Regions from separate parts of the Homo sapiens genome. Here region 1 is linked to region 2. A link is a loop called in an ENCODE intact Hi-C map of the cell type or tissue named here. Cell type or tissue: A673. All regions are shown on one strand. Each heading gives the region's core, and the rest is flanking DNA. Links, peaks and the distances in the headings are about the cores only.

Region 1 (12,769 bases), core at 2,290-10,289, 600 kb after region 2:
TCCTGAATTACTCTCTAGTCCTGAATTACTCTGTTACTCTGCCACAGAGAAAGAACAGAGTTGGCCACAAGGGCTTTCAGTCAGAACCTGACTTCCATGGTATAGTGTGTGTGTGTGTGAGTGTGTGTGTGTGTGTGTTTGTGTGTGTGTGTTCATGTGTGTGTGTGCACATATATGTTATAATAATAAATTGGGATCAGGTTATTTATATATATTTATATTATTTATATGTGTATGTGAGTATATATATTATTTATGGTGTATGTCAATGTGTCTGTGTATGTGTAAATTTTGCTTGTAAATTGCTTCAAATGTAAGTTGCTTTTTTAAACAAAGTGGATACATATAAATAATAGGAGTGAAAAAGAAACAAAATCTGGCTTTGAGTCTATGCTGCTGTCTTCTCAGTGGGGCTGATTTTGTTCAGGATCACTCGTGGAGGTAGGTGAGATTGGCTTCAGGTGAGAAGGCTTCAGAAATGAGAGAATTCCCTATCTCAATCCTCTAACAAAGTCAGAGCAAAACTTTTTAAAAATAAAACAGTACCGCACATACTCCCCTGATGTAAATAGAGTTGAGTGACACTAGAAAAGTAACAGACTTTCATGAGCTTATATGTGACAGAAGTCATTAGTCTTTACTGTTTGCTGCTTGGATTATTTATTTGGATCTAAGCTCAGTATCTGAAGTGAGGCTACATCCACAGAGGCACTGGTTTTGACAAGATCATCACTCCCGCCTTCAACAAAATAATCAAGAAATGACTATGATGCTAAATCGGTGGGACAATTCTTTTTTCTTTTTTTTTTTTTTGGTTATCTTTTCTTTCTTTCTTTCTTTCTTTCTTTCTTTCTTTCTTTCTTTCTTTCTTTCTTCCTTTCTTTCCTTTTTGGTCTAATACTTCTTGGTATAGATCCACCTGGAAATACATTTAAGAGAAAGAAATGTCTGTTTTTGTGTCCTGGAGTGCCAATGAAAATGAGACAAAATGGAGTCTTGCGGGAGGGAGGGAGATTATATGGCATAATTCAGTGGAAAGGCTGAGGCCAGGCTGCCAGTGGAAAGGCTCGTGCTGGTTGGCCACTCCAGGTTGCAAATTCTGATTCAAAAGTGACCTTGAGGGCACCTTCCCACTCCAGCCTTCTTCACTGATGGAGCTCGATGGTAACACAAAGATGTTTGCCGTTTCTGTGTCTTCCTCCAGCATGTTAGCGTGTTTTTCTATCAGTGGGAACTAGGTTGGAAGCCCCAGACTCTGCCCAGATCCTGCTTCTGGGATTGAGGTGAGCCAGGGCAGGAGAGCAGGAGCTTAGGATCTCCCAGCCTGCACTGGATTGGTGGGAAAACTCATCCAAGGCCTTCTAGAAGTGGTACACAAAGGGAGAAATTGAGCAAAGTGGTGGATAAGGTAAAAGTACACATGAGAGAAAGAATGATTACATCACAAGCCACAAAAAAAAAGAAAGCAGGTTTGAATACCATGTAAGAGGAGGGAAACTGTAGGGGAAAGCTGTGCGTAGCTGAGAGAACTGGGATTTGCACATACAGAAGCTAGTGTGGGATCAGGCCATATTTCCCTCCTCCCCACATTTATCCCCCAGCCATTCCACCAATTTAAAGTTAATGAAGAATACAGCCTAGCTAAATGTTTTTTCCTTTGCTTAACACTGCTCCAAGAATTTACATTTTAACTTTTTGTAGTAATAGAAACCATCTCATAGATGATAATTGTAGCATATGGAGCAGGTTTGAAACATACAGTTACAACTCAAGTGGGCATGAATGTAACTTTTTTTTATCTCCATAAATGAGCCTTGCAAAGCCCTGGAGTCCTGCTTCCACCGTGAGCAGCAGGCTGGCTCCCAACACATTTGGGCCCAGGACAAGAGTGCAAATGAAGGCTCAGGTGGCATATGGCTAAGTATTTGGAAGTTTATAAACTGAGCTAGCAAACTACTGGGTTCTGCTCTGTCCTCCTTTCTTGATCAATATACCTTCAAAACAACCCAGAGAGTAGGGATGCATGGAGAATTGCTCCTTAGCGTCCGTTCAGCTGTTGCAGCACCTGCGGACAGGCAGGACTGTAGCCCACAGCCCACACCTTCCCTTCCTAATTGTTCTGTGCCTCCACAGCCCATGGGCACACACGATGCAGGTGGACAAGGAAGCCCACACATCTAATTCCTTCTACAAAAATAGCCATCCTTTGCCCAACCCCCAGCCCTAAGGATATAAATTCCAAACCACGGGAAAGCAGCCCATGGAAAAAGAATCAAATAATAATGGAATGACTCAGGCATTTGAAGCAGGCTCAGAATCCTTTGTGCAGGGAATAATGCAGTCTGGAAAACCCAGTTCACAAAAGGTGTGCAGCCTGTGGGGATGGGGGGAACGGGACATCCCTTTAGCCTCCAGACTACCCATCCCGTAGGGAGAGGAACATCCAAAGAAGACCAGAGCACGGCCCTCTTTCCTGAATCTCAGGTCACTGGACAGCAGTGAGCCCCTGATGATCTCACCAATTAAATGTGTATTTCTTCTGATCCAGAACTTGGTCTCTTATGGGTAGATTCTCAGTAAATTCCCAATTCAAACTCAGTCAATTCAAAAGTCTAACTCCATGCCGGGATTGTTTTCCTTTCCAAACTGCTCTGCTCACCTTTCCTCCATTCTCCTCCACTCTCAGGATGGCATCTTGATCATGGGCCAAGTCACAGTGGGGGGCAGGTGTCATCTGATGCTTTATCTTTCTCAGCTAGCCTCAGCTAGTTTCAGATTGGATGCAGCAGACCTTTCAAAAGAGGCTTTGTCCTCACTTGATAGAGTGCCCACAGATGTCATGTCTCCATCTGCTCTCTTGCATGGTAGGGTCACTCTCCCACTGACTCAGCTCTACTTAAGTTCTAAGATCTGGCTAAGGACTAGTCCAAGAGGCCCGGTTGCAGGCTTTTACTGAGCCCTAGCTTTGGTTTGTTCAGCCGCAAATCTCAGAGATGAGTCCCTTCACCCTGCTTCATAGTGCAGGTTCTCTAGCTTTCAACTCTCATCTGGTCCCTTCCCTCCAACAGGCAAGAATTCCACCCTTTGCGGGTTACAGAGAACCAAGAGGCCCTATCTCAGACTCTGTCTGCCTAACCACACCATGCCACTCATTCTATTATAATGAGCTTCCTCATGTTGGCATAGAGCATGTTACTTAGAGGTATCTGCAAACCATGAATTCTAGGGAGGAAGTGGGGACAATCCCTCTATGTTCTGGAATCCTAAAGCTGATCTGGAGTCTTTGTCTCCCTACCACACTCCACCCACCACAATCCATTAGAACTGGGCCAAAACCTCCCAACTTTGATTTGTTGGAACCAACACCTCATGTTCCCGCTTTCAACAAATCATTGCTCTTGCAAATGAAAGCTCTGTTTCTTCGATACTATGTTATTTTGAAAGCCAAGCTGAGCAGTGACTTTCCTATTCTTGGTGGTGCACTGCCTTCCTCTAAAGCAAAAGAAGCCTGAGCTTCCATGGGTGGAAAGCCAAATGCAACAAGAAAAATAAAGAAGAAAAATTTTATCAATAATACTTTCTTTCAAAAATACTATCTCACTATACAAGTTTTTTTTCACTGCATTCTTTAAGTGGTAGAGCAAGGAATAAAAAATAAGCAGCCTTCTGCTTGCACTTTAGACATTGAAGGAAGAAAGGAAAGGCAATTCTGCTTAGGAGGAAAATACAGAGGACCAGGCATGGTGGCTCACGCCTGTAATCCCAGCACTGTGGGAGGCCAAGCCAGGCCGATCACCTGAGGTCAGGAGTTCGAGACCAGCCTGGCCAACATGGTGAAACCCCATCTCTACTAAAAATACAAAAATTCACCAGGCATAGTGGCAGGCACCTGTAATCCCAGCTACTTGAGAGGCTGAGGTGGGAAAATTACTTGAACCTGGGAAGCAGAGGTTGCAGTCAGCCAAGATTGCATCATTGCACTCTAGCCTGGGTGACAGAGCAAGACTCCATCTCAAAAAAAAAAAAAAAAAGAAACAAACAAAAAAAACATTGAAGTGCTCTAACCCTGACTAAACCCTCCTTATTTTGTCAATTGCTTTCCCTGCACCCCACGTCCCACAGGGAGGGAAACCTGCCTGTCATCCTATGCCTCCCCTCACTCAGGGGCCACAGTCAGCCCTGCTGTCAGGGAAGGACCATTTCCATCAAGGTATTCCACACCACATACCCAGACACAGGATCCTATGAGCCTACCAGTCTTTTCTTCAAATGTATGATCTGATCACCATCATGTGTTAAATTAGCATAAAAAAAGAGAAAAAAACAGAATAAACCAACAGAACCTAGAAGAAACAAAGATACTTATTTTAAATAATCAAATTATCCTCATCCACAATCTAGAACAGTTTCTGTGTAGAAAGGGAACAAGTACAATTCTCATGTATTTAAAATATGATAACTAAAAGAAAAGATTCAATGGATGAACCAAATAATAGAAGGAACCAGGCTAAAGTCCACGCTGGCAATCTGGAGGAGAAAGTCAAGGAAATCCCTCATGCTATAAAGCAAAAAAGATGGAACCAAAATCTGGGCTATTTTCCTAGGGCTTCCATAACAAAGTACTACAAACTGAGAGGCTTGAAGTAAGTGAAACTTGTCTCACAGTCCTGGAGGGCAAGAAGTCCTAAGTCAAGGTGTCGGCGGAGCTATGCATGCTCCCTCTGAAACACTGGGGAAGGATCTGTTCCAAGCCTCTCTTAGCTTCTCCAAGCTGCATGCATTCCTTGGCTTGTGGAAGCATCGCTCTGGTGTACTCCCGTGCCTTCACATCCTCTCCCTTCTGTATGTGTATGAGATGCAACCTGAGAAAGAAGAGTTACAACACAGGACAAAGGCATGCAAGATATTCGCCATCCACCTACATGCACTCTTCGGAGCGCAAAACACAGACAGGAGAGGAAGAGAGGCAGGGTTCAGATCCACAAGGATGTCAGCAGAGAGCGTGTCTGCCTGTTCCTGGCTGGAACTTCACACAGTGACTCCTCATGGTACCTACTATTTGTTGGATGAAGGAAAGAGTTTGGAGTCAGTATTGGTAGGGATACTCTGGGCTATATCTTTCTTTCTACCCATCCTTTGGCACCTCATTGCTTCAGGTTCTGGAATCTGATATCCATGTTTGAGCAGCACAATGAAAGAAGAAGGTAAAATATTTACTAGAAAGTAAATGGGGATGCAGGGCATGGGATCTGTAGTAGGAAGATTCCTCTTGCCTCTAGAAGGAGAAAATACACCAAAGAACTTCAAATGCGTATTTAGACACAAGTGAATTGGAATAACCTAAATTGCAAGTATTTATTCACCATAATTGAACATTTTGCAACTCACTGTCTTTTCTGAAAACAAAATGCAGTAGACATAGCCTTTAAGTAATAGATTTCTAACTTCCTGATGTACTTCCAACCTTTGCTTCTTGGTATCTAAAAGTTTAACTAGGCACATCCTGCAAACTACTTCTTGGCTCCTGAGACATAAAATTCATCTTGGTCTGATGAATACTTTCTTCCAGTTTTATTTGAGAAATTCCCTAGAAGATATGGATAATTTTAAAAGTCTGAGAAACGAAATCAAAGGAAATCTAATTCCACAAAGAATGCTGAGTCTAAAAAATAAATTATAATTCTGGAAGATTGAAATAACTCTTTGAAAGACAATATCCCCATAAGTATACATATATCTAGAATGTGTATTCAAATAAATTCCACCGAAAGCCTATTTTTCTCATCTGAGGTCACACCATAGCCCAAATAATTTTATCTTAGCTAACATAATATAGTGAATTTAAAGTAACAACTAAAAATTCATTAAGATGAATGCACATAGTAAAATAGATAAAGAGAATTTTTCCTAAAGATGCTCTTTTGTTTTATACTTTTGACATGGCAGAGATAAAGGAATTCTTATATATAATCAGGGCCAAACTTTACAGTTTGAAAAAATATATGCGAATGGCTGATAGTAAAAAGATGACCAATAGAGCAAATCTTTAGAAAGATTCTATTTTTAAATTCAGAATTATTGTAGAAATCTAGGCCAGAATGGGACTGCTATTGCTTGTGATGCTGAAGTGAGCCTAAAATATTAAAAACGACAGTTTACTCAAACTTTTGTTTGTGTTATACTGCCACTGCCACCTTCTGGTAAAAAAGTGAATTGTTTTTAAAAGAAAACGGACAAAAGGTCAAAATCTTTGTTTTTGCAAAGGAGGCTTTAACTCCTAAATTAAAGGTAATGTACACAGGGAATCAAGAGGAATAACATCCAGGCCGGATGCCCAACGTGTCCCTAGTTGAGAGGTATGAAATAAACCCTAACTGTAAGGTCATCAAGCAGCCACACCGTGGCATTATTTATAGGTGAGTAGATTGATTGAGAAAATCTTTCTGGTCTCTCCTCTAACTGAACTCCCATGAAGGGAGTGCACTGTCACTCTCCATTGTGTAAGATGTGGGGACCAGAGAAAGAGATCTCAGAGATTCTCAAGGGTAGGTTAAAAAGGTATGTGGAGATAAATGTCTGGGGCCTAAAGTAGATATGAACAGAAAACAAGATTCACAATCAGGCGGGAGCAGTAGCGCACGCCTGTAATCCCAACACTTTGAGAGGCTGAGGCAGGTAGATCACTTGAGGTCATGAGCTTGAGACCAGCCTGACCGACATGGTGAAACCCTGTCTCTATGAAAATACAAAAATTAACAGGGCATGGTGGCACATGCTTGTAATCTCAGCTACTGAGGAGGCTGAGGCAAGAGAAAGCTTGAACCCAGGAGGCGGAGGTTGCAGTGAGCGGAGATCGCACCACTGCACTCCAGCCTGGGTGACAGAATGAGACTCCCTCTCAAAAAAAAAAAAAAAAAAAAAAAAAAAAAAAAAGATTCAGAGTCAAAAGACACGGGCTTATTTATTTACCACGCAAATATATGGGTGCTGGCTGTTCAGTCTTGGAAGCTGCAGCTAATGCAGAGTGGCCTAGAACCCAAGCACAGTAATAGATGAGGAAAGCCTTGTCTCTGCTCTCTGAGTGGAGATGCATAAACACCCGCAACACACCAGGATTCACCGAGTGTACTGCAGATGCTCTGCAAACTGCTCCAAATTGATCTGCCCAAAGGGACTAGGTCAGAAAAAAATTGGAGAGGGGCGTCAAGAAAAGCCTCAGCGAGGTGAGATTTGGACTACACCTTGAAAGATCAGCACAAATAAAGAAAGGTGGTGGAGATGGGGAAAGAAAGATGACTTCCAGGGTAAGGAAACCGTGAAAGCACCAAGGGGAAAAATCACAGGTTTGGCAACTGACAGGAACCGGAACTGGATGTGGGGTCTGGCTGGGTCTGAAGGGCCTTGCTATGACCTAAGTGTTTGTATCCCTGCAAAATTCATATGTCAAAGCCTAAAGCCCCAACATGATGGGATTTGGCGTCAGAGCCTCTAGCAAGTGATGAAGTCATGAAGGTAGAGCTCTCAGGGATAGGATTAGTGCCCTTATTGAGGGAATAAAGAGACCAGAGTTCACCTTCTCTCTCCACCATGTGAAGACACAACAAGACGTCTGCAGTCTGCAACCCCAAATGAGGGCTGTCCCCAGAACCGGACTGTGCTGGCACCCTGATCTCCGTCATCCAGCCTCCAGAACTGTCAGAAATTAATGTCTGTTGTGTGTAAGCCACCAGCTCTATGGTACTTTGCCAGAGCAGCCTGAACCAAGAGAAGCCTTGAGCCTCATATTTTCCTCTGAGTCGGGAGCCATCACAGCTTTCGGCAAGGATAAAGCCCTGCGTGGACACTAGATTTGTCATCTTGAGGAAATTGCTTTACTTCTGTGGACCTTGGGCTTCTCGGTAAAACAAAATGAAGTTGCGGAACCAAGATTCACTTCTTGATCTGTCTGACTCCACTCTCTGCCACAGCAAAAATGCTAACATCTGCCTATCTCAGATGTTGTGTGGGGATGGTGGGAAGTTAATTACTTACTCCCAGATCATCAACAAAGCTGAACTAGGATTTCACACAGAGACAGAAAGTACGCGGTTCCACCAACTGGCATTCAATGTGTAGTAGCATGCTAAAATATTTTAAATTAGACCATCCTAATGCTTTTGGAGACTCTAAAGGTCTTTCTCATTTAACACCTGTTATTATCTCTACCAGGAAGAAACCCAAATTTAATGATCTGTGTCTGTGATAAAGTTTAAATTATCATCATTCTTCTTCTAAGCTGCAAAGATGTGTGACTAGGCAGGCTCAAAAATTTCTCTCCAAAGAGTTGCCCTTTGAAGAGCAGAATGACCTTGGGCCAGGCCCCGGTAGACTGGCTTCCTCCATAGTGTGTAATTCACCCCAGGAGCAGACAGCCTGAGGAGCAAGGGGGTCAGTGGGCTCACACAGCCCAGTGCCAGAAAGGCCAGAGCCTCACACCTGGAACAACTGGGCCGCGGTCTTGAATATCACCTGGACCCACCTCTGTCTCTCGTCTCTCTCTCCTATCTGGGTGGCTTCATCCTCCCAGGCCTTGGGTTTTCACTAGACAGGACAAAATCGTGGCCACAGGTGGTGCTTGTCTCACCATCTAACAGCTCTGCCATCAGAAAGAAGGGGCGGTGATCCCCACCAGCTCCAGCTAGAAAAACGTGAAGGGAAGACCTATCTTGTGCAGGCCTATGTCACAGCCACTTCCACCCCCATGGCTCTGGCCAGGTGGGAAGAACTGTGATTGGCAGCCCCACAGAACCATATGGTGAGAGTGTGTGTGTGTTATGTGTGTGCGCTTGGGGGTGGGGGGTAGGGAGTGTTACACACTAGAACATGGGCGTTCTTCCGGGATGACCCAATAATAAATATCCATTGCACCTGGCCGCAAGACCAGACCATAAGCTAAGTATATTGCATCCAGCTTATACAAGTTCTTCGGTAAGCCAAATTTATAAAGTGCCCACTATTTTCTTTTCTCAGTAATTCTGGAAACCTTATGTTGATAGTTTGTAGAAAAACTGCAATTTAAGGGAGAAATGATAACCATTTATCATTCTGAAGATACTGCTGTGAGTGGATGCCAAAGAGCCCTTAAGTTGAAGAAAAACTGGGGAAGGCATCTTTTCTTATCATTCCAACAGTGCTCTAGACAGGGCGAAATAAGGCAACTGGAATAGGTGAAATCTGCCTACTTCACCCCTCCATAGCTCCAATAAGCTGCATCTCCTGGCTTTCCTCCTCTGCTCTCTGCCTTTCCAAAACCTTCATTCCCTCACACTTGAGCTCCATAAGAATTAGGAACAAGGGCTGATTTGACCAAATACCCATCATTTATAGTTAGTGTGACTTTAGGTTATCATTCTCTCCTGAAGTAAGCAGCTAACCCCAACTCTAATGCCCCATTCTGCAATAAGAGAATATTATTAAAAACAGCATTTCTTGATATCTTGGAGTTACAGTGAAAGTCTCAAAACTGAAGTCAGTGGATGGCAAAAACTTCTTTCCACAGAGAGATGCTAAATACTCAAGACAGAAGGGAGTAGTCAACTTCCCCAACCCCTCATTTACAAGAAAAGACTCCCCTTTGGGAGGCCGAGATGGGTGGATCAACTGAGGTCAGGAGTTCAAGACCAGCCTGGCCAACATGGTAAAACCCCGTCTCTACTAAAAATACAACAAAAATAGCTGAGCGTGGTGGCGCATGCCTGTAATCCCAGTTACTCAGGAGGCTGAGACGGGAGAAATGCTTGAACCCAGGAGACGGAGGTTGCAGTGAGCTGAGATTGCACTATTGCACTCCAGCCTGGGCAACAAGAGGGAAACTCCATCTCAAAAACAATAAAAATAAAAATAAACTCCCAAGAATCCCTTAACAAGAAGGACTGACAAGAGGAAAGACATCTCACTCTCTGTTTGGAGCCTCCTGAGGTATAGAGAAGTGTGGACCCACCCTGGGTTACCTCTGGACTGGAAAGTAAAAGAAACGCTGAGAACCATGAGAGCCCCACATGGCCCAGGAGTTTAGAAGGCCTAAGTGAAGAGAGAAGGTGTCTGCCCTATATGTGGAGCAGTCCCAAGGCTGGAGTATGGATGGCGTTGCCCATTACAGCGAGGTAAGCATGGGCAATCAGGGAGAAGCTGGTGGTTTGACCACTCATGCCACTGACAGGACAAGGCACTTCCCAATAGGTCAAGAGGGCAGAGCACCAAGCTTGCAATGTCTTTGAAGGACTGTGCCCGAGAGAACTGCCTGCCAAGGAAAGAAGAGGATGGGCTGCCCTTCCAGCATGGGAGTTGAGGGAGGTGGAACCAAGAGATCAGCTGGACAGGAAGACATCAATCATGTCAGGGTGGCCCCTGACAAATGCACCCTTGGAGAGGGCCAATATCTGGGCACCTGCCATGACAGAGGAAACCCAACAGCCAAGAGAGATCTAGAAAGAGCACCAGCTAATCAAATGGCCATTGGCCGCTTTCCTCCACTGTCTCCTTCTCTCACCCTGGAGGAGCCTGAAGCAAAGCAGGGAGAAATGGTGATATGAGGAGAATGACAAAACAATGTTCTCTATCTTCTTCATGGCTTGTTCAAGAACCATGAGTGAGAACTGTGTTGAGGGTGACAGAAAGAGAAACTTTAAACTGGGGGAAAATTATAGTTTTTATTCTGATTGAGATTTCTGTAATGCCTGAAGAAGACACTGTTCTCCTTTGAATTCATCTATACCTAAGGTTCTAGAACCTGCTCAAGATGTCACCAAGAAGCAGGAGAGGATAAGCTGACCAAAAGTGTTTGAAAGCAGTGACAGGAGAGACACAGAGCAGGTTCCAGCTTCTGCCCTACCAAGGTCGCACAGGTCAATAAAGTGATGAAGCTGCACTGACACCTTCCATTATGCAGTGAAAGGCTTTCTCTTGATAAAGGAATTTGAAACAAAGTGAGTGAGAGGGAGGAGCATGTTCACAAAACAAAAAGTGCTAACAACAACTTCCCACAACCTGGCACGAGAGAACTCCAGCTGGGAATTGCTGGCACTTGAGGGAGACCTCGAAGGATGAGGAGGTTTTGGAAAGGTGGAGGAAGATGAAGCTATTCCAGGTATAGACAATAACATGAGCAGAGTCGCAGAGACAGGTCCAGAGAGGAAGAATGATCTAGTTTTAACAGTCTTGGCTCCATGGGGAGTTCTTGTCAGTGTTAAAACCAGAAATACAGTGTGGAGTCCACACACGGTATGCTTAAATCTAATCTTTAAAATGTGGATTTTATTCTTTAAATAAAACCATGAGAGGCTTTTGGGCAGCAAACCACCATTATACTAATGGTATCTGTGTTTTAGGAAAATAACTCTGGTGACAGGGTGTACCATCCGGAATAGTGAGAGTAGCAAGAAGCCGAATGCACTCCGATTGGTCAGGAAGTGAATACCATGTGGATACCAAGAGACAAAATCATGGCTGTGGTTCCAGAAATGGAAAAAGTAAGACTGAGTAAGCAGATAAGTTAGAGGTAAGGTAGACAGGACTGACCGCAGCAATCCTCATAGACGTGTCTCTGAATACATTACTGCGGTTTGAACATTTTCCCACAGGACTTCCAAAGAAATTCCCTCATTTCCTAGGGAAACCTAGAGACCCCCAAAAGGCCAGCCATGCTCTATGATGCCCAAAGTTCAGCCCGGCTAATGAAGAGTGAACCTCCACCTGCTGATGGGGCTTTTGCAACTCGGGGCCACTGTTTCCTCAGGGGTATGGGGTCATCTCTGCTGCCTGGCAGGGCAATGGCAGAAACAGCTCTGCCTCCCTCTCCAAGCCCCCAGCAGAGCCAGAAAGGATCTCTATTCCAGTCCCAATCAGGTAGACAGCAGAAGGCTGAAGCAGCTTATTACTCTGCCCACTTGGTTCAGCATGGCCCATTCTTGCTTCTACAATAGCAGGCAGAAAAGAGAAACACCTGAAATGTATGTTACTGTGATAAGTTTTCCCACCTGAAGAAAACCCTGTGACTACCACAGCCAGGAAAGAGCACGATCTCACAAGCTGTCAGCTTTCACTTCCCTTTCACATCCAGTTAAACTCCTCCACAGATGTCATTACCTGGGCTGGGGAAGTTTCCTACATATTCCTCAAAAATAATACTTTATGCAGTGCCATGCTCCAAAGCATGATTTTTATCAACCTGTGTTTGGAGATGACTCCCAGTTACCCTTACAAAGGCTTCCTATGAGTTGTGGCAGTTAGATCAAGTTGGATACAGAAGCCCAGACATTCTGAAGAGGAAAAAAATCAATGTAAATACATGTAACTTCTACATAAAATATGCTTTTACCTAATTGAAAAGTCATTATCAATTAGCCAAATGCAACTTTAATCAGACATGAATGATTGAGGAATTCTATATTTAGAAGAACACAGGTTGGCATTTGAAAACCTTCATGTCTCATGCCATTAGCCTTGAAAACCTTTTGCCAGGTAACTGAGGTGTGAGTTTTAATTCCCAGTATCAAACCAAGAATAAAATTATTTTAATTATGGTCAACTGGGTAAGGAACATTGATGATCTAATTGCCGAGCTGTAATTCTGTATTCTGTCCCCAGGAGACACACACCTCAGCCAAGTGCTTCAATAATTCATTAAAGCACTTCCCTGTGCATCAATTATCAAATCATGTGCCTTGATTACTTTACTTGGGGAAAGTTACCCTTGCGAAAAAGACTTTTACCAATTATCAAAACACAGAAC
Region 2 (12,769 bases), core at 2,114-10,113:
TGAGTCGAAGAGAGAACCCAGAAGAGTCTAACTGCCCCTTATTAAAAATGGTCAATCTTTATCTTTTCACATTTAACCTGACAGTCAGATATATAAAGTGTCCCCAGTTTTTACACATTTTGAAAATTCCGTGCCATAAAAAAATACTTCCTTCCCAGCAGTTCCCAGCTATTTACAAAAACTTTATGTGAGTTCTAGTATCTTCTTTCCTGATGCATCTGATGCTTTATTGTCATTTTCATTTGGCTGCTGGAGAGAGTAAATGTTAACTTTTGTGTTCAATTAACTTTTGTTCAATCTGCATTATATTACTACTTATTAAGAATTCGCTATATTACATATATCAAAATAAGGAAAATAGAGTGTCCCTGGTATTCAGAGAGAGCTTAAACGCTGGAGTTTACACAAGAATACCTCCATGTTTCATGTCAAAATTTATTTTAAAATTATCTATTTTAATCTGAAAGTTATGTTTGTAAATTAGTGTTATCTAAATCAGTGTAGGAGATTTTCATTAGTGTTCAGTACTTATCACTGTAAGAGCATGGCTGAGACAAAACATGGGTTACATATTTCATATTCATTTGATTCTTTAATACTTTCTTTGTATAGCTGAGTTCAAAAATTTCTAATTATAAGTTGATCATCAATTCAAAAAAATGTTTGATTTTTTTAAATGTTTGCTATATATCCCCAAAACTGTACTTTTCCATTTTCTTTTACTTTTACCATGTCATTTTCTATTTACTTTTCCATAACTTTTGTTTCATCTTCCTTTTAAAAATTATCAGTATTCCTGATATTTTACATAAACTCACCATAATCTGTATATTTGTCCCTCTTTTTTTCTGAGCTCACCAATATTATGAGCAACAAATTCTTTGAAATGTGTAGATTATAGTCACCTGATTGGGAAAATCTTTTCTTTTATTTTCAACTACCTTTTTTAAGAAAAGAATATTATGCCCCATTTTTATCCTTTCAAAACAAGTATATCTTTTATAAGCTATGAAGATGGGCTAAAGGTAGATAATTTTTCAAAAGCATAATGGCTGTATTATCTAAAACTAAGAAATAAGACATTTTATGTCTTGAAAAGGCTGTTAGAATAAAATTACCTCACTGAAATTATTCATCTTTTGGCTAAATTGACTTTTTTTTGCTTTCTAGAATTTTATTTTCTTCATTCAGTGGATGTATTACTTATTTCTGAAAAAGAACAAAAGAAAAAATAGCATGTGAATTTGAAAACACTTATTTTACATTATCTTGACTACAAGATTGTGAAGATAAGCTTTATTCAAAATGATTATTGTTTCTTATTACCAGAAATAAACATCATAAAAAAGAAGTAGCTTCAGCAATGTACACAGAAATAATTTTCAAGTTGACATTATAACATATCGGACTTTGGAAAAGCATAAACTATATTTTGTGACTACAGTGGATGAATGGGTGATAATTTCAACTATAAGTGTAAACATGCACTATGTTTCCAGAAATCTAGATGAGAGACAGTATTTAATAGTTTTTAAGAGCACAGTTTTGGTCTTAACAGAACTGGTCCAAGTCCTGGCTCTGCCACTGTGGTTTACCTCAAGCCATTTTAGTTATTTGATCCTCAGTTTACTCGGCAGAAAAATGGGGATTTACAACTCGAGGCTATCATAAAGATTAAACAAACTTCTATACACAGAGTATTTAACGTAGAACCTGGCACATAGTGAGCATTCAATGAATGGTTGCTAATGTTACTACAAAGCCGTTCAGATATGTTTGATCAAAATAAATAAAACTGTACCAATCAAAACAAAATTAATTAAATGCAACACCAAAATTGGTAGCATTACCAATATTTACACTTTGGGCAAATAAAAACAGCTAGGCATTTATGCTTACAGGTGACACGCTAAATATTAGCGTCTCTGGATGAAATAAAATAGGGAATGATAGTTGTTGCAGGAGAGGTGTGCTCTCATTTTAAAGGTTAAAAAAAAGATTTAAAATGTGTATAAATCTGGTCACCAGCGATAGCTTTCTTTTCATTATACTCAGAAGATTCACTTATTTAACAGATATTCTTTGATTGCCTATTATGTGCCCGGCTGTGTTTACCTACCATGCAAAAGGAAATACCTCCTTTTTATGCTTGAATACTTTCCTTTTCCACAGACATTTCCACTGGGCCTGGGAGATGGGCAATTCTATTCATGGACAGATGGTTTGAGAAGAAAGGACTGGCATGACTATGAAAGCATTCAGAAAGAGGCTATGCGCTCAGGTATGAAGCTCAGTGTACGCCAAAGTGCTATTTCACTCGCAGCAGTGTCTCATTTGTCACGTAAAGGATCTCTAATTAGCATTTCTTCTGCACACTGTAAAGTATGTTTCATGGGGATATTGGAGGTGATACTGGACAGAACCTAAATGACTTCAAATTTCAGAGAGAAAACAAATAATGAATAGTCTTTCTAATATTAGCTGTGGTAAAAGTCATTAAAATTTAAGAAATATATAGTACTATATATTCCCAACTGCTTGTTCATAATTTCTAGGGGTATCCTGGGATTTATCAATGAGACTTGACCTGGTAGATATGTATCTTGAGCAAGATTGACTCCTTAGAGCTGAAGTGTATCTAACTGGCAATGCAAAGTATTTAATTTGTACCAATGTTTCTAGACACTGGCGGGACGTACAGCAAGCCAGCAGGTCAAGCAGCTGGGGTTCTAAGGTTGGCAATAGTTGGAAAAGCAATCAGGCAGTTAAACGGAATCAAGTAGGTCTGTGTGTAGCAGAGTTCTAGACTTGGTGCTAGAGTTAAAGGACAAAGTAGCAAGAAAGAATAGGTCTTTCCACTTTGGGAGACCGAGGCAGGCGGATCACAAGGTCAGGAGATCGAGACCATCCTGGCTAACGCGTTGAAACCCCATCTCTACTAAAAATACAAAAAATTAGCTGGGTGTGGTGGCGGGCACCTGTAGTCCCAGCTACTCAGGAGGCTGAGGCAGGAGAATGGCCCGGGGGGTGGAGCTTGCAGTGAGCCGAGATCGCACCACTGCACTCCAGCCGGGCGATAGAGTGAGACTCCGTTTCAAAAAAAAAAAAGACAAAAAAGAATAAGTCTTTCTAGAAGGACTGAAAAATTAGGTTGTTAGGCTGTTGTGAACAGAAATTCAGAAGGGTATATCAGTAGAAATCCAGTGAAAGTGAGTAACTCATGATAGGAAGCCCATATTCTCTTATTCAGCCAAATAAGTTATTTTCACAATAAGGATGTCACAGAAATGGAGCAGCTACAGTTTGGTAAAGACATCTCAGCAGCCCTGAGACACTGCATTCAAGGTAAAATCAGCAGCAGAATTATAACTTAGCCAGGGTGTGAGGTCCTCTTGTTCAACTAGAGTTAGTAACAAAATTGTTCTGGGCTGTGAAATGTTCGTAGCTCTGTATCAGGTATGGCTGACTGAATTACAGTCTTTTTTATTTTCTTGCATTCCTTTTCTTCCAAAAAAGGCCTGCCCCACGCCCCACCCCCAGCTTTTTAAAGCAGCTTATTCCAAAGATGTTCCCTGTTTTCAGAGCGTCAACTTCTTCTAGGTTTTATCATCTTTCCACCTTGGCAGTGACCCCATGAATGGTCGTGAAAATGAGTTCCTTACCAGCATCCTCACTTTTCTAGTACTTTTATTTTTTTCCTCTATTTGCTTGATCAACCCTATATTAATCCAACCACTTGTTTCTCCTTATGACCCCAGGATGCTGAAGTTTTTTGGAAATGTTTTCATAATCTTACCAACTGAATCTTCCACAAGTTAATAATAAAATAGCCCAAATTTACTGAATGGATGTTTTATACTAAGTGCTTTGCATATGTATTTTATTTAAACCTCAGAATAACTCTGATAGGTATAATTATCCCAAATTAAGTAAAATTGAGTTCCTACAAATTTATTAAATTTTATCCAAGTTCAAGTAGCTAATAATTTGCAGCTCTGGATTAAGAACCAGGTCTTATCATGGTCCATTATACTCCACTGTCAAATAATAATAATTGGAAAATATGGAGTAATAGCAAGGACACAACAGGAGAAAGACACACCTAGGTTCAAATCCTAGCATTTCCATACATGCACTGTGGCAAATCAATTTCTGTTTCTGATATTCTACTTTGTAGAATTTATTTAAGGATTAAAGAAAATATACCCACAGTAATTGTCCAATTATTTGGACATATTGGAAACTCAACTAATGATAACTGTAATTATTAATCCATGTAAGTTACTTTTACATGAATTGGTATGCCTATCCTTTGCTTGTACAAATGAGTTTTGAATACAAAATCCAGTGCTTCACATTTATATCTGCTCCATACCACCCTTTCCACCTCCTGAATAAACTTGTCTTTTCTATCTTCATCTTTGCTATGACCAAGGGAAAATTGATCACAAAAGAAATTGGTAATATCACAAGTTTTTAAGTACAAATTCTTTGTGTAATTGAAAAGCTTTTACATGGTAGAATTTTTTTTATTCACTGGAGGATATATGATAAATTTATATACTAGAATATTATTTTTATACAGTGAAATATATCATAAATAAAAGTGTATTAAGACATACGTGTGTGTACACACACACTCAGGTACAGAGTCAAAATCAAATAAACATCTTTGTACTTCATATACAGGCCAAGGAAAAGGATCATTTGTGCCATTGTGTCCCCTCTAAGACTTTAATTTTGTGTTTACTCTCTTATTTTTCTCTGTAGTTTTTACTGCCAGTGTATTTATCCTGAATCAAATACTGGTAAGTTTTGCCAGTGTTTGAACTTTATCTAAAAATTTAATTTTACTGTATGACTTTCTTCTTTCACTCAAAAATATTTTTGAGATTTATCTAGGTCAATGTGTGAAATGTTAGTTGGTTCATTTTTACTATTCTTTAATTTTCTGTAACATTGTCCTCTTGGTGGGCCTTTGAATAGTTTTAGTTGTTGTATATAATGCTGCTATAAGTATTCTTGTGCATGGTTCTGGGGTAGGGACAATATTAAGGTACATATTTAATAGTAGATTTGTATGTCTAGAGAATGCACAGTTGAACTTTATTAGGTCATGACAAGCTGCCAAAATTGATACACCAATTTCATTTCAATCAATAATGGATAGAATTCTCACTGCTGTACATCCTTGTGAATATTTGAAATTGACTTTTCCCCCAATTTGGTGATATGAAATAGTCTCTCACTGTCACTTAGATTTGCATTTTATTAATGCAAGCAAATTAAAATGTAGTTGATATCTTTTTTATGCTATGGGGACATTTGTTCTTCCTTTTTGGTAAAAGTCCTATTCATTTCTGTTTCCATCTTTTGAATTATTTGCTCCACACAGTGTTCTTAATTTATTTTAAATGATATCCTTTGGTGGTTTTATTTAGTGACAAGCACGTATCCTACATTTTGTAGATTATTTTAAAACATCTCTTTATGTATGGTTTAATGAATAGTTTTCAATTTTGAGGTAGCCAAATCCAGCAATCATTTTTAAAAGATAGGTCATACTGATGTTCTACATTGTCTTTTAAAAACTTGATAATTTTGGCTGGGCCCAGTGGCTCACATCTGCAATCCCAGCACACCGGGTGGCAGCAGAGGGAGGATCGCTTGAGCCCAGGAATTTGAAAGCAGCCTGGGAAACATAGCGAGACCTCATCTCTCCAAAAAAAAAAAAAAAAAAATTCATCCGGGCATGGTGACATGTGCCTGTGGTCTCAACTACATGGAGCTGAGGCAGGAAGATCACTTGAGCCTGGAATTCGAGGCTGCAGTGAGCTATCCAGCCTGGGCTGGAGACTCTGTCTCTAAATAAATAAATAAATAAATAAATAAATAAATAAGCAAGCTTGATAATTTTACATTTTACATTTGGGTCTTAGATCCACCTAGTCTTCATTTTTACATAATGTGAGGTAGGGATCCAATATTTATTTAGTTTTTATTCACTTAACCAATTATTATTAACATTTATTAAGAAATTTGTCTTTCCCTCCATTGCTCTGAACTATTGACTCTATTATAAATTAAGTTTCCATATTTATGTGTTCTTTTTCTGGGTTCTCTATCCTGTTCTGTGAGTAAAAATCCCTGTGCTAATACCATAATAGCTAATGTACTATATCTTTATTACAACTATTACTATCTGGTATAGCTCACCAAAAAAGAGCTACATTCTTGCTCTTCTTTTTGTTGTCATTCTTACATTGTACTCTTCCTTAAAATTTTGTATTCGGTTTTAAATTTCACATTAACATACACAGATATGCACAAAAAAATGGGAATTTTTGAATTGTATTTAGCCTATGGATAAATTAGGAGATAACTGATATTTTCCAATATAGAATAATCTATTCTATGGTACATTATTATATTTATTTGCTACTTATTTATTATATTTAAGGATGGCTTTGTAATTTTGTTCTCAGATTATGTTTAGTATTAATCTTAGTAAACTAATATTATATTGATTTTGTTCACATAATGATTATACTGAAATTCCTCGTTGTTTGTAGTTGTAATATAGAAATGTTAATAACTCTTAACACTGATATGAATTTAGAAAATGTTCTAAGGTTTTCCATTAATTCAAAACATTTACCAATAGTTTATTTTGGATTTTAAAAATGTAGACACTCATATTTGCTAGTAATGACAGTGATTTTAAAAATGTTTTTTTCTATTCTAGACCCTATAATTTTAGTTTTAGTTTTCTCCTATTATTATAATTGCTAAGAACTGCAGTGTAACATTGAATAGTTGGTAATAATGGCTACTTTTGGCATTTTATGATTCTCACAAAAGCAATTTAAATGCTCATTTTGAGATTTTATCTGCCTGTCTATTGTTAGATCAATTTGTCTAATGTAAATACATTTTATCATGTTTATTAACACAATACCAATACACTATGCACTTTAACAAATACACTTATGTTACTTCTGAATCTGTTTTGCTGAGAGTTTGTGACTTTCTTTTAACCTGAAGGAGTGCTGATTTTATTAAAAGTTTTTTGTTCATTTGCATTTATTAACATAGATAAATGTTCTCCTTTAATCTGTTATTGGGTAAATTATATCTATTGCTTTTCTAATGGAAACCAAATTTGTTATTCTAGACTAAATCTTCCTTTTTTTAATAGCTACATTTGATTTGTTAATATTTTGTTTGGCATTTTCAAATCTTTATCTATGAATTAATATTGGCCCCAAATTTTCTATTCTTATCAAGTCTTTGTCAAGTTTTGGTAACAGTATAATGAGCTCATAAAATGACTGTTTAATACTTGCTGTTTTTTATACTTCATAATTGTTTGTTGTAAACTAAAATTATTTCTTTAGTGATCATTATGGATTTTTTTGTGGATGAAGCTCTGTTGACCTGAACTTTTCTTGGAGCATAGATTTTTAACTGCTTGGCTAACGTTTTATGTAGTTACAGTAGTAGTTGATTATCTATTTCTTCTGGAATTAATGGTATTCTTCTAGTAATTTGTCCATTATATCTAAATGTTTATATTTATTAATACAAATTTATTCACATATTCTTATGTCCTCATAAGATTTTCGTAATGCCTGCAATGCTTAAATTTATATTACTTTTTTCAGATATTGTTAGTTTTTTTTTTCTTTTTGCTTTCTTAATCTATTTCTACAAAAATTTGTCACTTTTTTGTTTGTTTGTTTGAGATAGAATTTCACTCTGTTGCCCAGGCTGGAGTGCAGTGGTGTGATCTCGGCTCACTGCAACCTTCACCTGCCGGGTTCAGGCGATTCTCCTGCCTCAGCCTCCCGAGGAGCTTGGACTACAGATATGCACCACCATGCCCGGCTAATTTTTGTATTTTTAGTGGAACAGGGTTTCACTATGTTGGCCAGAATGGTCTAGACCTTCTGACCTCTGGTGATCCGCCCACCTTGGCCTCCCAAAGTGCTGGAATTACAGGCATGAGCCATTGTGCCAGGACAAAAATTTGTCACTTTTATGAGTTATTTCAAAAGCCAGTTTTTGACTCTGTTCATCTATTTTATTTTTCTCTAATTTTTTTCTAACTTTTTAAAAATTTTGTTTGCAGTAACTTTTTTATTTTTTACTTTTAAAATTTCAACATTTATTTTTGTTTCAGGGGATATGTGTGCAGGTTTGTTATGAGGGTATATTGCATGATGCTGAGGCCTGGGGTGTGATTGAACCTGTTACTCCAGTTCTCAGCATAGTGCCCAGTAGGTAGTTTTTCAACACTTGCCCACTTCACTCCCCCTGCCCTGTAGTCCCCAGTGTCTACTATTCCCATCTTTTTGTCCAGGTATGCCCAGTGTTAACCCACAAATGGGTTAACTCCCACTTATAAGTAAGAATATGTAATATTTCATTTTCCGTTTCTGGGTTAATTTGCTTAGGATAATGACATCTAAGTGTATCCATGTTGCAGCAAAGGACATTATTTCATTCATTTTTATGGCCGCATAGTATTCCATGGTATACTTAAAAATAAATTTATACCTCCTAATTTCAGTCATTTTTCTATTGTAGAATAAGCATTTTGGAAACTAAATTCCCGTCTGAATATTACTTTAACTACATTGCACTGCTGTGTGATCCAGTGTTTCACATTGTATTTGCTTTTCTTTCAGTATGTTTTGAAATGTCTAGCCCACTTAAAAAGCACTGAAATTATTTTAAAATAAGAAAATTCAGAAACTCCTTCCCAATGAAATCTCACTAATCTTTATAAAAGTATATTAGCTGCCAGGCGTGGTGGCTCATCCCAGCACTTTGGAATGCCGAGGCAGGCGGATCACGAGGTGAGGAGATCGAGACCATGCTGGCTAACATGGTGAAACCCCGTCTCTACTAAAAATGTAAAAAAATTAGCCAGGCATGGTGGCAGGCACCTGTAGTCCCAGCTACTTGGGAGGCTGAGGCAGGAGAATGGCATGAACCCGGGAGGCAGGGCTTGCAGTGAGCCAAGATGCGCCACTGCACTCCAGCCTGGGCGACAGAGTAAGACTCCGTCTCAAATAAAAAAAAAAAGTATATTAGCATGATAGGCAGCATGCATTTCATTACATACTTTGTTAGTGTTTTCATTAATGTTGTTACATTACATTTCTGTTTCGTTCTGGTAATTACACCTCTGTGGAATATTTGGTGATTTTTTAGATATCAGTTATTTTATTTTATTTTGTTTTACTTTTAATTTTAGGTATACATTTGCAGGTTGATTCTATAGATTGCAAGTTGTGGGGGTTTGGTGTACATGTTGTTTCATCACCTAGATAATAAGCATAGTATTCAATAGGTATTTTTTTGATCCTCAACCTCCTCCTACCCTTCATCCTCATGTAGGTCTTAGTGTCTGTTGTTCCCTTCTTTGTCTATGTGTACTCAACGTTTAGTTCTCACTTATAATAAGAACATGTGATGTTTAGTTTCCTGTTCCTGCTTTAGTTTACTTGGGACAATGGTCTCCAGCTCCATCCATGTTGCTGCAAAAAACATGATTTCATTCTTTTTTATGGCTACATAGTATTCCATGGTGTATATTTACCACATTTTACTTATCCAGTCTACCATTGATTGGCACCTAAGTTGATTCCATGTCTTTGTTATGGTGAATAGTGCTGCAGTGAACATACACATTCATGTGTCTTTATGGTAGAATGACTTATATTCCTTTGGGTGTATACCCAATAATGCATTACTGGGTTGAATGGCAGTTCAGTTTTAGGTTCTTTGGGTAATCTCCAAAATTCCACAATGGCTGAACTAATTTACATCCCCATTAGCAGTGATTAGTGATCACTAATGATGAGTGATGTTGAACATTTTTTTCATTTGCTTGTTGCCTATTTGAAAAGTGTTCATATCCTTTGCCCACGTTCTAATGGGTTTGTTTACTTTTTGCTTGTTAAAGTGTGTAAGTTCCTTATAGATTCTGGATATTAGATCTTTGTCAGATGCATAGTTTACAAATATTTTCTCCCATCGCATGTGTTGTCCATTTACTGTGTTAATAGTTTTCTTTGCTGTGCAGAAGCTCTTTTGCTTGATTCAGTCGCATTTGTCAATTTTTGGTTTTGTTGCAGTTTTTTTTGATGTCTTCATCATGAAATATTTGCCAGAGCTTAAGTCTAAAATGGTATTTCCTAGGTTTTCTTCAAGGATTTTATAATTTTAGGTTTTACATTTGAGTCTTTAATCCATCTTGAGCTGATTTTTTTATATTATGTAAGGAAGTGGTCTAGTTTCAATCTTCTGTATATGACTAGCCAGTTACCATAGCACCATTTATTAAATAGGGAGTCCTTTCCCCATGCTTGTTTTTGTCAGCTTTGTCAAAGATCAGGTGGTTTCAGGTGTATGGCTTTAAATCTGGGGTCTCTAGTCTGTTCCATTGGTCTATGTGTCTATTTTGTACTACTACCATGCTGTTTTTATTACTGTAGGCTTGTAACATTGTTTGAAGTCAGATACTGTGATGCCTTCAGCTTTGTTCTTTTTGCTTAGATTGCTTTGGCTATTCAGGCTCTTTTTTGGTTTCATGTGAATTTTAAAATAGCTTTTTTTAGTTGTGTGTTTAGTTTAGTTAGTGAAGAACGTCATTGGTAGTTCAATAGAAATAGCATTGAATCTGTAAACTGATTTGGGCAGTATGGCATTTTAACAATATTCTTTCTGCCTATTCATGAGCATGGAGTGTTTTCCCATTTGTTTATTTCATCTCTGATTTCTTTGAGCAATGTTTTGTAATCCTCATTTTAGAGATCTTTCACCTCTCTGGTTAGCTTTATTCCTAGGTATTTTATCTTTTCTGTGGCTATTGTGGATAGGACTGCATTCTTAATTTGCCTCTCAGCTTGGATGTTGCTGGTGTATAGAAATGCTACTAATGTTTCTACATTGATTTTGTATCCTGAAACATTGCTGAAGTTGTTTATACAATCTAGGAGCCATTGGCAGAGAATATGGGGTTTTCTAGTTATGAAATTATATTGACTGCAAAGAGGAATAGTTTGACTTCCTCTCTTTCTATTTAGATGCTTTTTATTTCTTTCTCTTGCCCAATTGCTCTGACTAGGACTTTCAGTACTATATTGAATAGGGAGTGATGAGAGAGGGTATACTTATCTTGTGCCAGTTTTCAAGGGTGATGCTTCCAGCTTTTGTCTGTTCTGTATGATATTGGTTATGGGCTTGTCACAGATGGCTCTTGTTATTTTGAGGTATGTCCTTTAGATGCCTAGTTTGTTGAGGGTTTTTAATATAAAGGGATGCTGAATTTTATTGAAAGCATTTTCTGAATCTATTCATATGGTTATATAGTTTTTATTTATAGTTCTCTTTATGTGATGAATCACATTTATTGATTTGCATATGTTGAACCAACCTTGTAGCCCAAGGATAAAGCTTACTTGATCATGATGGATTAGCATTTTGATGTGCTGCTGGGTTCAATTTGCTAGTATTTTATTAAGGATTTTTGCATCTATGTTCATCAAAGATATTAGCCTATAATTTTCTTTTTTGTTGTGTCTCTCTGTCGGTTTGGTATCAGGATGATGCTGGTCTTATAGAATGAGTTAGGGAGGAATCTCTCCTACTCAACTTTTTGGAATAGTTTTAGTAAGAATGGTACCAATTCTTTGTATGTCTGGTCGAATTTGGCTGTGAATCCATCTGGACATGGACTTTTCCTGGTTGGTAGCCTTTTTTCTTATTCCATTTCAGAATCAATTATTGGTCTATTCATGATTTGAATTTATTCCTGGTTCAGTTTTAATAGGTTGTATGTTCCAGAAATTTATCCGTTTCTTCTAGGTTTTCTAACTTGTGTGCATAGAGGTCTTTGTAGTAGTCTCTGAAGATTTTTTGTATTTCTGTGAGATTGTTTGTAATGTCAGCTTTGTCATTTCTGAATGTTTATTTGGATATTCTCTTTTTTTCTTTATTGATCTTGCTAGTGGTCTATCTTATTTATTCTTTCAAATAACCAACTTCTGCTTTCATTGATGTTTTGTATTTTTTTTATGTCTCAATTTCATTCGGTTCTGCTCCGATTTTGGTTATTTCTTGTCTTTTGCTAGCTTTGGGGTTGGTTTGCTTTTGTTTTTCTATTTCCTCAAGGTGTGATGTTAGATTGTTAATTTGAGATCTTTCTAACTTTTTTATGTGGGTGTTTAGTGTTATAAACTTTCCTCTTAATGCTGCGTTGTGTGGTTAATTTTAGGATATGTGCCATGTGCTGATAAGAATGTGTATTTTTCTGATTTTGAGAGGTGAGTTCTATAAATATCTGTTAAGTCCATTTGATCAAGTGTTGAGTTCAGAATGCTGAAAACAGGCGACCAATCTCTTCTGTCTTATAAGGTTTCTGCTGAAAGGTCTGCTTTTAGCCTGCTAGAGCTCCACTTGTAGGTGACCTGCTCCTTCTCTTTAGCTGCATTTAATATTTTTGCTTTCATGTTGACCTTGGAGAATCTAATGAGTATGTGTCTTGGGGTTCTCTGCATTTCCTGAATTTGAATGTTGGACTCTTGTGTGAGGTTGGGGAAATTTTCCTGGATGACATCCTCAAATATGTTTTTCAAGTTGCATGCTTTCTCTCCCTTTTTTTCTGGGACACCAGTGAGTTACAGATTTCATCTCTTGACATAATTCCATGTTTTTTGAAGTTTTTGTTTGTTTGTTTGTTTGTTTTTGAGATGGGATC

What was found. Hi-C counts contacts between places; a loop is a spot of excess contacts. Peaks named below come from ENCODE experiments on the same cell type or tissue, not always from the same donor. Only the 100,000 strongest peaks of a DNase experiment are listed, where the experiment ranks them.
Region 1: it touches region 2 in a loop (4-fold over the local background); 8 of 110 quality-filtered maps call a loop at or near these places.

What each region holds. Positions count from the first base shown.
Region 1 is chr4:172,824,258-172,837,026 of GRCh38, forward strand. All of the region lies in intron 7 of GALNTL6 (polypeptide N-acetylgalactosaminyltransferase like 6), which reads left to right. Among named protein-coding and RNA genes, the nearest start is that of GALNTL6-AS1, 100 kb to the left of the region's middle. In A673, for the core only: CTCF peaks have their summits at 6,192 (motif pointing left) and 6,395; a DNase peak (open chromatin) is centred at 6,194.
Region 2 is chr4:172,227,484-172,240,252 of GRCh38, forward strand. It overlaps GALNTL6 (polypeptide N-acetylgalactosaminyltransferase like 6), which reads left to right. Exons shown (of 13, transcript NM_001034845.3): 3 at 2,173-2,281. Among named protein-coding and RNA genes, the nearest start is that of GALNTL6, 420 kb to the left of the region's middle. In A673, for the core only: a CTCF peak has its summit at 5,615 (motif pointing right); no DNase peak of the experiment used is centred there; H3K27me3 peaks cover 430 bases.